Linked DNA regions of Homo sapiens: region 2 is linked to region 1. A link is an interaction called in ENCODE POLR2A ChIA-PET data of the cell type or tissue named here. Cell type or tissue: Panc1. All regions are shown on one strand. Each heading gives the region's core, and the rest is flanking DNA. Links, peaks and the distances in the headings are about the cores only. Region 1 overlaps MGA (MAX dimerization protein MGA). Region 2 overlaps EHD4 (EH domain containing 4).

The links. ChIA-PET counts read pairs that join two places held together with the same protein. Peaks named below come from ENCODE experiments on the same cell type or tissue, not always from the same donor. Only the 100,000 strongest peaks of a DNase experiment are listed, where the experiment ranks them.
Region 2: POLR2A ChIA-PET joins it to region 1 with 7 read pairs; 5 of 35 experiments call an interaction of 5 or more read pairs at or near these places.

Annotation. Positions count from the first base shown.
Region 1 is chr15:41,674,359-41,679,738 of GRCh38, reverse strand. The region is part of intron 2 of MGA (MAX dimerization protein MGA); the gene reads right to left. Among named protein-coding and RNA genes, the nearest start is that of MIR626, 15 kb to the left of the region's middle. In Panc1, for the core only: no CTCF peak of the experiment used is centred there; no DNase peak of the experiment used is centred there; H3K27ac peaks cover 3,025 bases.
Region 2 is chr15:41,962,731-41,968,110 of GRCh38, reverse strand. The region is part of intron 1 of EHD4 (EH domain containing 4); the gene reads left to right. Among named protein-coding and RNA genes, the nearest start is that of EHD4, 7.1 kb to the left of the region's middle. In Panc1, for the core only: no CTCF peak of the experiment used is centred there; no DNase peak of the experiment used is centred there.

The DNA of each region.
Region 1 (5,380 bases), core at 330-5,329:
CTCAGTCCCCCCCACAACACAACACACACACACAAGCCACTCACTTAATAAACAATTCAGCAAAGTTGAAGGATACAAACTCAACACACAAAAATCAATTGTATTTCTACACAATGAACAATATGCAATACAAAACAGCAATGGGCAATATAAAAAGAAAAGGAAATCACTCAATATATAATAGCATCAAAAAGAATAAAATACTTAGGAATAGATTTAACTAAGAAAGCAAAACACTTTTACATTGAAAACCATAAAAGCATTATTGAAAAAAATTAAAATGGAAAGATATCCCATGTTCATGAATAGGAAGACAACCCAAAGTGTTGAACGAATTCAACAAAATCCTTATCAAAATCCCAACGGGATTTTTCAGAAGTAGAAAATGAAACCTCGGCCCAGCGCGGTGGCTCATGCCTATAATCCCTGTAATCCCAGCACTTTGGGAGGCCAAGGCGGGCGGATCACAAGGTCAGGGGTTTAAGACCAGCCTGGCCAATATGGTGAAACCCCATCTCCACTAAAAATACAAAAAATTAGCCGGGCACAGTGGTGCGCACCTGTAGTCCCAGCTACTCAGGAGGCTGACACAGGAGAATTGCTTAAACACAGGAGGCGGAGGTTGCAGCGAGCCGAGATCACACCACTGCATTCCAGCCTGGGAAACAGAGCAAGACTCAGTCTCAAAAAAGAAAAAGAAAAGAAAATGGAATCTCAAGGGGCTTTAAATAGCAAAAACAATTTTGAAAAATAAGAACAAAGTTGGTGGTCTCACACTGCCCAATTTGAAAATGTCTAGTAATCAAAATAATGTGACACTGGCATAAAGATAAACATAAACATATAGGCGAACAGAATACAGAGAGCTGAGAAATCAATCTGCACATATGTGGGCAATTGATTTTCAACAGGTGCAAAGACCATTCAATGGGAAAAGGACAGTCTTTTCATTTTGTGGTTTTTTTTTTTTTTGAGATGGAGTCTTGCTCTGCTGCCCAGGCTGGAGGACAGTGGTGCAATCTCAGCTCACTGCAACCTCCGCCTCCCGGGTTCAAGCGATTCTCCTGCCTCAGCCTCCTGAGTAGCTGGGACTACAGGTGTGCGCCACCATGCCCGGATAATTTTTTTTGTATTTTTAGTAGAGACAGGGTTTCACTATGTTGGCCACACTGGTCCCCAACTTCTGACCTCGTGATCCGCCCGCCTCAGCCTCCCAAAGTGCTGGGATTACAGGCATGAGCCACAGCACCCGGCCAGGACAGTCTTTTCAATGAATGGTGACGGGAAACTGGATACACACATGCAAAAGAATGAAGCTGAAGCCTTACCTTACACCACTAATAAAAACACTCCGGCGTGGTGGCTCATGCCTGTAATCCCAACACTTTGGGAGGCTGAGGCGGGCAGATCACTTGAGGTCAGGAGTTCGACACCAGCCTAGCCAACACAGCCAAACCTCATCTCTACTAAAAATACAAAAATTAGCTGGGCATGGTGGCCAGCGCCTGTAATCCCAGCTACTCAGGAGGCTGAGGCAGGAGAATCGCTTGAACCTGGGAGGCACAGGTTGCAGTGAGTCGAGATCACACCACTGCACTCCAGCCTGGGTGACAGAGCAAGACTCTGTCTCAAAAAAAAAAAAAAAAAATTCAAAATTGATTGCAGACCTAAACTTAAGAGGTAAAACTATAAAACTCTTAGTAAGAAACATAAGGGAAACTCTTTCTAATGTTAGATTTGGCAATGGTTTCTTAAGCATAACATCAAAAGCACAGGTAAGAGAATAAAGAATAGGAAAATTGTACTTCATTAAAATTAAAAACTTGTGCATCAAAACACACTATATAAGAATGAAAAGACAACCCACAGAATGAGAGAAAAGATTTGCAAATCATTTATCTAATGGATTAATATCCAAAATATATAAAGAACTCCTGCATCTCAATAACAAAATAACGACTCAATTTTTAAATGGGCAAAGCACTTGAATAAACATTTCTCCTTATACAAATGGTAAATAAATGTGAAAAAATGCCTATCATAACATGTTAATCATTAGGGAAATGCAAATTAAAAACAACGAGCTATCCCTTCATACCCATTAAGATGGCTATTATTAAAAACAGTTAAGTGCTGGCCAGGATAAGCAGAAATTAGAACACTTGTGCACTGTTGATGGGAATATAGAGTGGTTCAGTCACTTTGGAAAACAGTATTGCGGTTCCTCAAAAAATTAAAAATAGAATTACCATATGATCCAGCAATTCTACTTCTAGGTATATACCCGAAAGAATTCATTGGCCAGGTGCAGTGGCTCACTCCTGTAATCCAGCACTTGAGAGGCTGAGGTGGCTGGATCACCTGAGGTCAGGAGTTCGAAACCAGCCTGGCCAACATGGCGAAACCCCACCTCTAATAAAAATACAAAAATTAGCTGGGTGCGGTGGCACGTGCCTGTAATCGCAGCTACTCTGGAGGCTAGGGTGGGAGGATCGCTTGGACACAGGAGGCAGAGGTTGCTGTGAGCCAAGATCACACCTCTGCAATCCTGCCTGGGGGCGACAGAGCGAGACTCAATCTCCAAAAAAAAAGAATTCGTAACTCCATTATTCACAATAGAAAAAAGGTAGAAGCTATCCAAGTGTCCACCAACAGATAAATGAGATAAGGCCAAAGAGATCAGGCAAGTGGCCTTTAAGTGCAATGGAAAGCCACTGAAGAATTTTAAGAGGGAACATAATCCCCGTAAGTCATATTTTTCAAAGATCCTTCTGTCTACCAAATAGAGCATGGGATTTTGGGGGGGAAAGCAGCTGGGAAACCAGGTAGATGTTATGCAGTGGGGATGGTATTTTGGACAATAAAGATGATACAAAAATCAGCAGGCTCATGTACTATGGGTAGGGATATAAATGGTTATAACCTTTTAGAATATAATTTAGCAATTAATTAAAATTTAAAATCTTGATCTAGGCAATTCCATTCCTAAGAATTAATCACTGTATTTGCAAAAGTATATAAAAAATGTGTGTAAGAAATTTTACTGAAGCATTATTTGTAGTGGCTAAAAAAACTAAAACAATTTCAAGGTCCATCAACACAGAACTGATTAAATACATCTTATAGATACTAATACACCCCTTAAAAATGCCTGCCATAGAATGTACAATGTTGAGAAAAAAAACCAGGATTCTAGATTGTGGGAACAGTATTTTTGTAAAACTGTTCATATTTGTCTAATATTGACATTTGTGAATTAATTCTTGTTTTAAATATATCAAACCAGGCCAGGCACGGTGGCTCACGCCTGTAATCCCGGCACTTGGGGAGGCCAAGGCGGGCAGATCATGAGACCGGCCTGGCCAACGTAGTGAAATCTCTACATAAAATTAGCCAGGTTTGGTGGCGGGTGCCTGAAATCCCAGCTACTCGGGAGGCTGAGGCAGGAGAATCACTTGAACCCAGGACATGGAGGTTGCAGTGAGCCAAGATTGCACCACTGGACTCCAGCTGGCACAACAGTGCGAGACTTCGTCTCAAAAAAAAAAAAATCAAACCAGAGTGACTCTCTCTATAATAATGTCATTCTCACTCACTTGCATTCTGATGAGCTTTCTTGTGAGAAAAATATATGTGCCAGAAACTCCAGGTGCACCCATGGTAGTGTGCAATCAACTAACCAAACAGAAAAACATCTGAAAACTATGTCACACATGGAAAAGCTGAATGATCTGTGCTTAGGTTGGAATTATGTAAAACCTAAGATCCATAATGCAGGAATTTGTTTTATTTGGTACTTAGAAAAGTACCTGAAACTAAAAGGTATTCTGTTACACTTAGTGAATGACTGAATAAAAGATAACAGAAATCATAAAGGAGTATAATTTTTTCCCAAATGTTTGAAGGTCACGTAAAAGAGGGTATGAATTGATTTTGCCCTCTACAGCTATAATTTTTTTAAAAAGAAGAAATAGGTAAACATACAAAAGGGGATGGCAAAGATGAATTTCTACTTACAGGAAATAAGCAGTCATCCATTAATGGAATTAGAAGCCTCTAAAGAGCCGGGCACAGTGGCTCACTCCCGTAATCCCAACAATTTCAGAGGCTGAGGTAGGAGGATCCTTGTAGCCAGGAGTTTGAGACGAGCCTGGCCAACATAGCAAGATCCCATTTCTACATAAATCTTTTTTAAAAATTAACTGGGCGTGGTGGTGCATGCCTGTAGTCCCAGCTACTAGGGAGGCTGAGACAGCAGGATCAGTAAAGCCCAAGAGGTCAAGGCTACATCAAGCCATGAACCTGCCACTGCACTCCAGCCTGGGAAACAAACAGCAAGATCCTGACTCAAAAAAAAAGAAAGGGGAAAAAAAAAAGCAGCAATAGCCTCTAAAGATAGTGAAACCAGAATAGCTAAAAACAAAAAAGACAATACCACATGTGCTAACAAAGATGTAGAAGTAACAGGAAGTCTCATCATACATTTTTGGTGGAAGTATAAGCTGGTATGATCCTTTTGGAAAATTCTGGCAGTGTCTACTAAAAGTATGCCTACTGTATGACCCAGCAATTCTCCTCCTAGACATGTAACAAAAAGAAACTAGTGCGTATGTCCACCAAAGACACGTGTAAGAAAGTTCGTACTAGTTTTATTCATAACAGTCAAAAACTAGAAACAATCCAAATATACATCAATAGGAGAATAACTTAACAGATTTATGTAAGGAGGCAAAAACAATGCAGAGGTTTCCGATTTGAATGACTATCATAGCTAATGCAAAAAAAAGGGGAGGATTTAAAGTAAAAAGAAAAATTCAGCTGGAATTCTCTATAATAATGAACATTTTGATCTAGAGGTCTGGAACTAAGAAGAGAGACAAATAAGCTAGAAACATCAGTGGCTTTAAAAATATTCACTATTGGCCGGGCGCCGTGGCTCACGCCTGTAATCCCAACACTTTGGGAGGCCAAGGCGGGCGGATCAAGAGGTCAAGAGATCGAGACCATCCTGACCAACATGGTGAAACCCCGTCTCTACTAAAAATACAAAAAATAGTTGGCTGTGGTGGCATGCGTCTATAGTCCCAACTACTCAGGAGGCTGAGGCAGGAGAATCACTTGAACCCAGGAGGCGGAGGTTGCAGTGAGCCCAGATCACGCCACTACGTTTCAGCCTGGGTGACACAGCAAGACTCTGTCTAAAAAAAAAAATAAAAATAAAAATAAGAATAATCACTATTAAGCTGGGCATAGTGGCTCATGCCTATAATCCTAACACTTTGGGAGGCTGAGGTGAGCAGGCCACTTGAGGTCAGGAGTTCAAGACCAGCCTGGCCAACATGCTGAAACCCCACCTCTACTGAAAATACAAAAAAATTAG
Region 2 (5,380 bases), core at 185-5,184, 290 kb before region 1:
CAAGAACAAGAATCAGGAAGTGATCGGCCCACTCATGGGCTCTTGCTGCAATATTAACAGAAAGCAGAACTACTCAGCTTCCTCCTTTTCCTCAAAGAAAATGCCCCAGAGATGGCAGAAGGGAGCCCAGCTGTGTTCAAGAGGGGATTAAAACCACAGGCTGAGGAGCTCTCCCAGGGCCTGCCACAGGCGAGGTTCAGGAAATCTCTGGCCGGACACATGGATGAAAGAACTTGCATTTCTGCTCAAAGAACTGTATTTGGTGGCTTTTAAGAAATTGTGAAGAATATGAAAAGTATTGGAACACTGGAAGCAGGCAGATGTTCTCATTTTCAAAAAAGCAGGGAAATGGATTCTGAATAGGAACAAAGGCCTGCTTCATTCCCTTGATAAGTTTCTAGACTCAGTAATTAAGGAAAAGGGAAGTGAAGGCATTCACTAATAGGCAGCCTGGTTCATCTATTTTTAAAAAAATAAAATCTCACACAGAAAAACTATGGGTCCTATTTAGTGGTTCTCACACTCATCCAGATACTGGGGCTCCTGAAAATCAATCTTCTGTTCCAAATATTATACCCTTTACAGATCTCTCTAAAATATTGAGATATTTAATTTTTACAGAAAATTAGACTATATTTTCAATATACAATATAAGATCACACCTACAGATGCTAGTGTTCATTTATTCAAATGATCTTGATTTCAGGGTTGGGGCCAGCCATCACAGAAGAGAGTCAACAGGCCACAGCTCTGAGTGACAAGGGCTGTAACACTAGAAACACAGGGTGGCTGGGGGCATAGGAGGGACCCCCTCATTCAGGCTTGCGGGTTGGAAAAGGCTGCCTCCCTGAGAATGCAGCCTAAAAGCTGAGCCCTGAGGAATGAGCAGAGAATTAGCTGCCCAAAGAGGGCCAGGGAGTGAGGGTGGGGAGGTGTCACCCATGAGGCCTCGGTTTCTGGGGTAACTGGGGAGTACAGCTGTTCACTGAGATGGGGATCCAAGAAGAGGAAGGATGGGGCATAATGATAAGTTTAGATTTAGACCTGTCATGTTTGAGTGGACACCAAGGTGGCGATGTCCATGAGGGGTAAGACATGGGTCTGGAGCTCAGGGAGATATCTGGGCTGGTCTGTTGACTTGGGAGTGTCAGCATTTAGTAGCCAGCATCTGGGAAGTAGAAGTCCTTGCACAGGACTCTTAAGTGAGAGGAAGCAGAGCTTGTGGAGACCCTCCGGGGAAAGTACCAAAGAGGTGGGTAATTGCCTGGGAGGGTAGTGGCTCAGTGCTGTCTCAGATCTCTTTAGGTTGCAAGTGACAGAAATCCAACCAAAGCTAGCTTAGATAAAAAGATAAGAACGTTTTCCTGAAACCCATCAGACCAGGATGTGCAAGCTTCAGGCTTGGCCCAGGACTGCAGGAGACACACCAGGACTCTGTTGGCTCTGTGGCCCTCCTCATGTTGTGTTCCTTCTCAGGGGTGGGCAGGCGGCCACCTCCATTTCCAGCCTCGAATTCTGCTGGCTCAGCAGCCCCAGTAAAAGTCTCAGGCTTGAGTCTCATTGGTTTGACCCTGACCATATGCCCATCCCTGAACCAATCCTTAGGGGCAGGGGCATGAAATGTGGGGAGTGGGGAGGTCAGCCCCACCAACCACGTGGCCTGAGAGCTGGGGAAGGCAGCTCCTGAGGATGCTGCTACCAAGAAAAGGGGATACGAGGCAAGTAAAGCAACGATGACCCCCACAAAAGCCAGGGAGAGAGGTGGTGGTCAGTAGTGTCAGATGCTTCCAGGAAAAGGACTGAAACAGAACCAGTAGATTAGCCTTTGGGAGCCAGGTGACCTTGCCAAGAGGTGTGCCTGTGAGTGGTGGTGAAGGAAGCCAGATGGCGCGGGTTGAGGAATGAGTGGGATGTGAGGCGTCAAATTCTCAGCAGCTAGGCCTGGGGGAAGGAGGCCTGGCCACAAGCATCACAGGGGTTTGGGTAAAGACAAGCACAACCTCAGCAGAATGAAAAGTGGACAGAAGGGAAGCCATGGAGAGGGAGCAGCTGGCATCTCAGAAGACAAAGAGGAGGCAAGACTTGGAGCAAAAGTCCTGAAGAGCAGGGCAAGGAGCTGCAGGGTAGGCGGGGCTGGGTGGGGTGGTGGGGGTAGGCAGGAGGTGAGTAGGTGGGGCGGGGGGTGGGCAGGGGAGCGCTGGCAGCTGCAGTCCGAGCAGGGAAGCGCTGCAGGCCAGCAGCTGGGCCAGTTGTCACATCATCCACCTGACAAGCAGCAACAGAGTATTTGGAGAAATGTAGGAGGGGGAAGGCTTTTTCCATCCTGACATTATCTTCCCTAACTCACATTCAGAAGCTGACTTACAAAAGGTGTTCAATGTCCTTTTCAAAACCTCGAACCAGAAGGCCGTGGTTCCTTCTGCACGTGGCTGTGCATCAGAATCACTTGGAGGCCTTTTGACACGGATTCCAGGGCCCCACCTCAGACCTCCTGAGTCGAAATCTCTGTGGGTCAGGCTCCAAAATCTGTTTTTGTTTTTCTAAACCATCTCTCACAGTAATTCTTATGTGCCCTCCCCTAGGAAACATTTGGGAACCATTGCCAGATGAAGGTTCAGTTAATGGAGGAATGGAAGAGGGCTAGCCTCAACCCAGAAAAGGGAGGCTGACTTTGCTGAACCTTCCATCCGTTCCAAACCCCATCTGTTCACATTTCTCTCAGTGACTTAGATGAAGACATAGAATTCATGCTTACAAAACTGAGGATTGTGTAAATATAATTTAATAAATGGGGTTCTTTTTTGCTTAATATGATACGATGAGCATTTTCTTATGTCATTATATAGTCTTCAAAAATAACTTCAATGACTACATCATAATCTATAGTACAGGTTGGACATTTAGGTTGTTTCTGTTTTTATGCTGTTATACATAATGTTGCAATGAACTGAACATTTTTGGCCATAAATCTTTGTATTTCTAGTTTTTTTCTTAGAATAGCCTAAGCATAAATTAGTGCCTCAAAAAATATAGATAATAGGCTGGGCGCAGCAGCTCACACCTGTAATCCCAGCACTTTGGGAGGCCAAGGTGGACAAATCACTTGACTCCAGGAGTTCAAGATCAGCCTGGGCAACATGGTGAGCCCCATCTCTAAAAAAAAATACAAAAATTAGCCGGACATGGTGGTGCATGCCTGTAGTCCCAGTTACCTGGGAGGCTGAGGTGGGAGGATCACTTGAGCCCAGGTGGTCGAGGCTGCAGTAAGCTGAGATTGCACCACTGAACTCCAGTCTGGGCAACTGAGTGAGGCCTTGTCTCAAAATATATATATATATTTTTTTTTTTTTTCAGGCTTATATATATTCCTAAATCTATGTATCTATCTTTCTTTTTTAGGACAGTTATTCCAAATTAGACTCCCACCAGAAATATGAGGATCAGTAATTCACCAAACTGCCAGTAAAACTAATTAAAATTAATTTGATAGGAAAAAAAAGTGTTTTAGATAGGGTCTTGCTCTGTTGCCCAGGCTGGAGTACAGTGATGCCATCATAGCTCACTGCAGCCTCAAACTCCTGGGCTCAAGCAATCCTCCCACCTCAGCCTCTGGAGTAGCTGGGACTACAGGTACATTGCACCACCACACCCAGCCAATTTATTCATTTTTTGTAGAGTTGGGATCTCGCTGTGCTGTCTAGGCTGGTCTCAAACTCCTGAGCTCAAGCGATCCTCACGCCTTGGCCTCCCAAAGTCCAAAGTGCTGGGATTATAGGCGTGAGCCATGGGGCACTCAGCCAGAACAGACTTATTTTAATTTGTTTATTTCTTACTAGTGACGTTGAACTTATAAAATATAGTTGTCTTCCATATTACTTTGTGAATTGTCTGAATTGTCTGTGAACTTTGTCCAATTTTCATTTGAAGTGTTGGTCTTGTCCTTTTTTTTTTTTTTTTTTTTTTTTTGAGATGGAGTCTCACTCTGTCACCCAGGCTGGAGTGCAGTGGCGCGATCTCAGCTCACTGCAAGCTCTGCCTCCCAGGTTCACGCCATTCTCCTGCCTCAGCCTCTGGAGTAGCTGGGACTACAGGCGCCCACCACCACTCCCGGCTAATTTTTTGCATTTTTAGAAGAGACGGGGTTTCACTGTATTAGCCAGGATGGTCTCGATCTCCTGACTTCATGATCCACCTGCCTCGGCCTCCCAAAATGCTGGGATTATAGGCATGAGCCACCGAGCCTGGCCCTGGTCTTGTTCTTATAAATAAATGTAAATGTTTTTCTCAGTAACAGATATCAATCCTTTGTCACAGTTGTAAAAGTGTTTTTCCAGTTTGAAATTTGCCTTGTAATTTTTGTAATAGTTTTTCCATGCAGATATATTTAATATTTGTGATCAAATCTAACAATTTTTCCTTTTTTATAATATCTTTTATTTTTTGGTTAGAAAATCCTTGTTTATCTTAAGACTCAGGAAATGTTCACTCATATTCTTTTTTTTTTTTTTTTTGAAACAGACTCTCACTCTGTCCACCCACACTGGAGTGCAGTAGCACGTTCTCGGCTCACTGCAACCTCCACCTTCCAGTTCAAGCGGTTCTTGTGCCTCAACCTCCCAAGTAGCTGGGATTACAGGCATGGGCCACCATGCCTGGCTAATTTTTGTATTTTTTAGTAGAGACAAGGTTTTGCCATGTTAACCAGGCTGGTCTCGAACACCTGACCTCAAGTGATCTGCCTGTCTCGGCCTCCCAAAGGGCTGGGATTACAGGCGTGAGCCACCGTGCCCTGCCTCTTTTTTTTTTTTTTTTTTAGTATTTATTGATCATTCTTGGGTGTTTCTCCGAGGGGGGGATTTGGCAGGGTCATAGGACAATAGTGGAGGGAAGGTCAGCAGATAAACATGTGAACAAGGGTCTCTGGTTTTCCTAGGCAGAGGACCCTGCGGCCTTCCGCAGTGTTTGTGTCCCTGGGTACTTGAGATTAGGGAGTGGTGATGACTCTTAAGGAGTATGCTGCCTTCAGGCATCTGTTTAACAAAGCACATCTTGCACTGCCCTTAATCCATTTAACCCTGAGTGGACACAGCACATGTTTCAGAGAGCACGGGGTTGGGGGTAAAGTCATAGATTAACAGCATCCCAAGGCAGAAGAATTTTTCTTAGTACAGAACAAAATGCAGTCTCCTATGTCTACTTCTTTCTACACAGACACAGTAACAATCTGATCTCTCTTTCTTTTCCCCACATTTCCCCCTTTTCTATTCGACAAAACCGCCATCCTCATCATGGCCCGTTCTCAATGAGCTGTTGGGTACACCTCCCAGACAGGGTGGCGGCCGGGCAGAGGGGCTCCTCACTTCCCAGACAGGGTGGCTGG